Regions from separate parts of the Mus musculus genome. Here region 2 is linked to region 1. Evidence: chromatin contacts called from ENCODE Hi-C or POLR2A ChIA-PET data. All regions are on one chromosome and are shown on one strand. Each heading gives the region's core, a stretch centred on a gene start or an enhancer-like site at or near the end of the contact. The rest is flanking DNA. Distances are from core to core; before and after follow the strand shown.

The links. Hi-C counts contacts between places; a loop is a spot of excess contacts on that map. ChIA-PET counts read pairs that join two places held with the same protein, here RNA polymerase II (POLR2A).
Region 2: a map of heart shows a loop between it and region 1 (4-fold over the local background). The contact joins the promoter of Insig1 here to the enhancer-like site in region 1. A Hi-C loop is called at or near these places in 6 of 37 maps with a recorded cell type or tissue (gastrocnemius and heart). POLR2A ChIA-PET finds 5 or more read pairs at or near these places in 3 of 5 experiments (Patski and embryonic stem cell).

What each region holds. Positions count from the first base shown.
Region 1 is chr5:28,036,383-28,039,543 of GRCm38, reverse strand. The region is part of intron 1 of Gm35223 (a long non-coding RNA gene); the gene reads left to right. Among named protein-coding and RNA genes, the nearest start is that of Gm26608, 18 kb to the left of the region's middle. Within about 2 kb of position 1,708, at least 1 of the 3 ENCODE cell types and tissues checked has a DNase peak (open chromatin) inside an H3K27ac peak, as active enhancers do; it is heart, where a contact is called at or near this core.
Region 2 is chr5:28,069,721-28,072,881 of GRCm38, reverse strand. It overlaps Insig1 (insulin induced gene 1), which reads right to left and starts at 1,470. Exons shown (of 5, transcript NM_153526.5): 1 at 1,087-1,470. The coding sequence starts at 1,444. All of the region lies in intron 1 of Gm35223 (a long non-coding RNA gene), which reads left to right.

The DNA.
Region 1 (3,161 bases), core at 459-2,958:
GACCCTACGGCTGATTTGGCCCCAGTTTCTCCCAGAAGTCTCACCTCCTAATTTCAGCATCTTGGAAGTTTGGTAGGTTGGCATAAACATTCCACCCACAATATCTAGTGGCAAGAACTAGTGCTGTGTGTCAGGTGTGATGGGCTAAGCCATGTGGGGTATCTAAAGTGTACAGTAAATCCCAAGGGTTAGGATGAAAACTAATGAGCACTATCTAATAAGCATCTGGAAAACCTGAAATTATCTACTGAGATACCTCTTGGGATATCCTGGGTCAAATAAAGTACAGAAGGAAGACTAACTGCCTGGCATGGTGACCCAGACTTTTAATCCCAGCACTTGGGAGGCAGAGGCAAAAGGATCTCTGTGAGTTCCAGGCCAACCTAGTCTATAAAGTAAATTCCAGGACAGGATAGCCAGGGCTGTTATAAGGAGAAACTGTTGCAAAAATAAAAATAAGTAAAATAAAGACTAACTTTATTATTTCTTTTGAATTTTTAAAATGTATTTCTAAGATAATTCCAACTCACATGAATGTTAATATATTTGTGTTTTATTGAATATATTTCTAGTAAGCAACATTAAAGATCACATGATATATTGATAACATACATACAATGAAGTAATTATTATAGTTAGAAAATGAACATACTGAAATCCCTGTCTGTGCACGTATGTGTATGCACCTGAGTATATGTGTGTACATGTGTGTGCAGGTTACCAAAGTCATACTCTCTGAGCACAATTTCTGCTATGTAATATGAGACATCCATGTACCATATAGCAACAGGATGGTTGACAGAGAGAAGCACACATGATGTTGGCCCTGTAAGATCATATCTCCTAGTGACACTGGACCTGTCTTAGCTTATGTAAATAATTCAGAGCTACGGTTTAGAACAAGGTGGTCCTGAGCAGAGCAGGCAGCTGATATGTTCAGTTGTTCAAGTCAAGGAATGGAGTATAGATTCCAGGGGACCTCTGTGTCTAGCATTCTCAAAGTTTCCAATGTCAGCAGTAGTCTGGCACATAGCTGAATACATCCCACAGGTGTTTTTTTCTCTGGGCTCATCATCCTGTTCCACTTCCTGACACAGGCTGGCTGGCCAAAAATAGCTGAGGTTTGCAGTCACAGAAAGAGGTGGATCTGGGCTGATGGGGTGGCACCACTGTGGCCTGAAACATCCCGCCTCTTGGCCTGGGGCCAGCTGGAGAAACCAGGCAAGGAGCTTAGCCAGCGGGCTCTCATCAGCTTTGTTTGGAATTTTCAGGTTTGTCCAATGGTAGCCTGGGAGTGGTAGGTACACCCAGAGCTCCTCCTCCCATAGAGCCATGGAGAATAGTCCTCTCTGCATTCCTCAAATAGCTGTTTTGATGCTGGTGAGGTTTGGGGGAACTGATGTCTCCTGCATGTAAGTGTGTTTGTTCTCTTTGCTCCGCAGGTGGCATTTTTTTGTTCAGCAGTTGTACCATTATTTGCCTGTGCTCATGGATCATGACATATTAATGATGCAAATTAGGATATTATTAATGAAGAAAAAAATGAATTCTGACCCTGTGGCAGGCTTCACTGTCACAGCTCTGTTATGCCCTCTCGTCACGATGTGCCAATTGCAGCAGATTCTTCCAGCTGCTGCAATTGGCACATTGACATGCGGGGGAAAGGGGAGAGACTACAACAGCACAGCCGTTTCCCTCTTCAGGCACTTGTGTTGCAAGCACACGTTTTCTTGAGAGCTTGTGTTTTCAGGCAGGATTGTGATTGTGAAAGCTGACCTCCTTCCCACACTGTAACAGTAAGCAGCATTTGGGAACCAGCTCTGTCCTTCCAGGCCCTCTAGGAAAGCCCACTGGATATGGAATCTACTTCTGTTACCACCACAGACCAGTGTGGCAATGTGGGGGAGCTCCTGTGACTTGGATGACTTTTGATTCCCAGTTCCAGTTTTCTAAATGCTTCTTGCAGGTGGCATGTGAGACCCTCTTCTCACATCTGCCACTAATCTTGCCACCTACCCCTTAATTAAACATAGCTCCACGCCACTTCCCCTCCCTGCCCTCTGGCTGACCCTGACTCCTCCCAGCACCCCATGCAGCTCAGAGATCTGGTTTCGGACCTCTCTGCTTTCCTTCTCGTGAGCCAAGTTCAGAAACAGGATGTTTTTGAGAACTTGGCTGTGTCTCCCAAGTGCAAAGTGGCAACACCCCTTGGAAAGACTACCATTCAGGAAAAGTGGCTGAGTCACCCCATATACTGTCACAAGACTGGGCTGAACCAAGAGAAGTGGCAGCTGGACTGTCTCAGCACTGATGACAAATGCCAGGACCATGTTGGGATAAGGGAATCTGGAGGGTGTCTGACCACTGAGAGATCTATTGGGACAAAGGTCTGCTGACCTGTTGTCACCTGCAGAGCAGAGTATAATGTCTATTCTCCATTGTCTGAACTAGCTCTGGGAACAGCAGCTAACTTCTGCACCACACAGAGGCCAGAGTAAGAAAGAACAAGCCTTGATGTTTCAGGTCTGCTTTGCTGAATCTGCACTTCCTAGAGACACTGCCTGTTTCACTGACAAGTCCCAAGACTTCCATTGCTGCCCTTGCTTCCTTAAGATGCCTAGCATCTGGGCTCCAGCTCATGACCTCACTCTGTAGAAACTCTGGAGAGTCTTCTTTTTCTATAAGTGTCTCCAACCTATGTCCCCACCCACTTCCCTTTCCACACCTCCTCCTCCTCCTGTGCTACCTGCTTAGTAGTAGATGTTGGGAGAGGTGGCGTCAGGCATAATTGATCTGACCCAAACTGGAAAAGTCAATGATGGTTGGGAAATTCATCATGAGAGATGCCTGGTTCTATAGACAGGGTGGCATCAGCACTGTAAATAGTGTCTCAGTTGTGACTGTGAGAGAGATGGACCCAGTTTCAAAGGATTAGCTCTTTGAGCCCTTTAGGCCTCTCTATCTGTAGTTATGGCTGATGACCTTAGTGGACATTTCTCTTCTCTTCTCTTCTCTTCTCTTCTCTTCTCTTCTCTTCTCTTCTCTTCTCTTCTCTTCTCTTCTCTTCTCTTCTCTTCTCTTCTCTTCTCTTCTCTTCTCTTCTCTTCTCTTCTCTTCTCTTCTCTTCTCTTCTCTCTCTCTCTCTCTCTCTTTCTTTCTTT
Region 2 (3,161 bases), core at 221-2,720, 34 kb before region 1:
CTTTCAAATTCAAAGAGCCTTAGGTTTCATATGTAAGGAAAAGAGAATTCAAATCTCCATCTTATTCCCCAAGGAACTTTTAAATGCTGGGGATAGTAGTTTGGTGGCAGATGATTTGCCTAGCATGAATGAGGCCACCCCCAGTCCAAAACAACCAAGAAGCACACAACTGTCATGTGGCTGACCCTCATAATGCTGCAGGTGAGCCTGAGAGCAAGCAGCCTTGGAAATCAACAGTTAAGTGTCCTGCATCCTACATTTAACCCATGACTCAGCTACAGCACAGCACCCAAGCCCAGCATATAAAGCATAGGCAGGCAGTCAATAAAAGCTGGCTTCAAAGCAGACAGGCACTGCTCCTGCTGTCCTGTGGCTGCAGATTGGAGGAAAGATGCACCTGAGCAAATACTGCCCACCTACACAGGACAGGACAAGGACAAGCAGGGCTGAGGGGGGAGAAACACTTGACAAATGGTTATCAACGCTGTACACTGTAAACTATGCAGGATCTGTTGGACTGTAATTACTCAACACTTTTGGCAAAAAGCAGCAAAATGATCAAGGAAAGAAAAAAGACTGTGGCACTGTTACAAGTTTCGTTGGGCCTAAGAGGTGACACCATAGGTGTGCTTAGGCCCAAAGGCTCCTTTTTTCCTCCTGTCCCAAGTCTACTGGGCACGGAGTTCCAGAAGGTTTGGCTGATAGCCACAATCTGCAGAAGGCAGAGAAGTCTGTCCCCTGGCAACTGCCTCTTGAGCGCACGTGATGGTTTGTTTTCAGTTATCCAGCGAGGTAGCACGTTTGCTCAGGCAGCCAATAGCTGCGTGGTGCTGCCCTCACCAGTTCTCCAGGCGGCCAATCCTGGCTTCTGGCTCAACGAGACAGCTGCGACTCCTCCACTTAAACTGCCAATTATCTCCTGACCTCATCTCCATCACTAGTCCCTCCAACTTCCGCCTGTCGCTCGCCAACGTCTGGGGTTTCCTACCCTCTCCGTTCTCCTTTTCTTGTAACAAGGGTGACTTTAACAGCTGACGTGTCCCTTCATCCCCCTCCCCCACCCCAAGAACAAGGAAAGGCACTCACCCGCTGCCGTGCCACAGCACGGGGGCACCCACCAGGCGGAGGAGAAGATGGTGGCTATCACCTCGTCGGGGAAGAGCGTGACATTCCGCTGGATCTGCAGCAGGTTGAGCACCAGGGCCAGGACCACGCCAAATGAGAAGAGCACTAGGCTCCGCTGCACCAAGTCGTGGTGCCAGCTGCCCGGCCGCGCGCTGCATCCTGTGGTTCCCGCTCGCTGGCCCCGGGGCGCGTGCTCGGGTTCGGGGACTCCGGGGCCCTGCGGACAAGCGGCCGCCGCAATCATGCCTCGCGGGAGGCTGTACGGCCTCGCAGCGCCCGCGCTTGGATAGTTCCAGACGTGGTCGTGCAGCCTGGGCATCGGCGTCCAGGCACAGCATGGAAGGTACACGCCACGACACTACACGTACCGCGCCCGGACGGCCCAGGAGCGGCCGCGGCCCCGCGCGGTTTCCGCTTATAAGGCAGGCTGCCACCGGAGCCACGTGACCTCACCCAGCCTATCCGCCGCCCGCGCGCCCTGCTGGGGGGCGTGTCTTCAAGCGGCCCCGCCCTGTCCGCGCGCCTGTCCGCTCGGGGTCTGGTGAGGCCGCCGGAGCCAATGGGAGGAGGGCGGCCCATATGACGTATGCACACGCCACCGGGGGGGTGGGGCTGGTGCCCGGCACGCGCTCGAGCGCGCGCTATTCGGGCAGGCGCCGGGGCGGGCACCGGAGCGGGCGGCCAGCGAGTCAGATGGTCCGATGCTGCCCTATTGCGCTGCCGGACCTCGGTTTCTGAGATAATGAGGTCCACGCAGGTCCGAAGGAAAGGACCCGGAGCGCAAACCCTCCTGAGTGCTTAAAAGACCTGGGATCGCTTGGGCTGGCTGCTAATGGCAAGTGCTCTGCAGGTTCACAGCTCAGACCAGGGCTCCCCTAGCCAAGACGCCACCGGCTAAAACCACAGGGTGGTGAGCAGGCCTGAAAAGGCACTGTGTGTGTGTGAGACCTTAGGTAAGGAATGTGGCTTTGTGCCAAAAGTGTAAAACAAAGTCACCCTCCTAAGCAGGCTGTTTCTCAGAGATCATGGGGGCTGTCATTTTCCCAGCGTGACACGGGTGTGGAGACCTGGCTGTCTTTCCCTCACAGCCTGTCCACTCCTCTCTTAGGCGGCTCTATGCGTTGTTTGGAAGAGCTTGAAGCAGTTTTGACTTCAAGGAATGTTGCAACTTGGGTCTTCGCCATTTTCCACACTCTGGCCAGTCCATGCATGTGAGGTTTCATGGGCATACACACACGGGGGTTGGGGACATCAGTACTGTATGGTGTATTACAGCAACATGGGAGCCTTTTTGACAGCAAGAAAGCAGGAGGGCCTGCCCAGCTTCAGCTGATAGGAAATTGTTAAAGGCAGTGAGTCTCTGCTGTGGGATGTAGCAGGTGCTGCCTCTACCACCCATCATCAGCTGCAAGTACTCTAAACAGATGTTGAGAAAGCGACACCTGTGTAAATACACACAATTTTGCCCCCAAGGAACAGACACATCGCTCATAGGAAACTTGGCCCTAAGGAACAGACATGCCAGTCACTTGCAGGAAGCTGGCTTGATGGGACAGTCCCAGACCCTGCACCCACGCCCCAGCACCAAGCATCTGTCTTGTGAGCACTGAGATGTAATTCAGTCCCTTTTTCTCAAGCCATTTTGCTTGTCTTTACAGACTCTCCCCCGGATTTTTTTCCTCTTGTTATAATTCTTACCAAGTAGGCTAAGAGGTTCTAATAATACTTTGTGTGCTTTTGTGATGCTTGCCTGGGGGCAGGGGTTGATATCTTCAGACAATTGCTCTGTTACCAACTTGGTTGTTTCTTCTGCTTACCCAAGCCAGTATTAATGCAGTCTAACCTCTGCTGCTGCTTGACCAGCTCATCTGCACCGGGACAAAGCAAGCTGTGGGCTTAAACCCTGGTGGCTGTTGTGGTATGCAGACCAAGGTGCCCTGTGGACCATGAAGGATACACCCTGTGGCCTGGTTCTCTGGGGGTCCCACGGGGGCTGCTATGGGCTCATGAGCAGTTTACCTCACTTTCAGTGAATG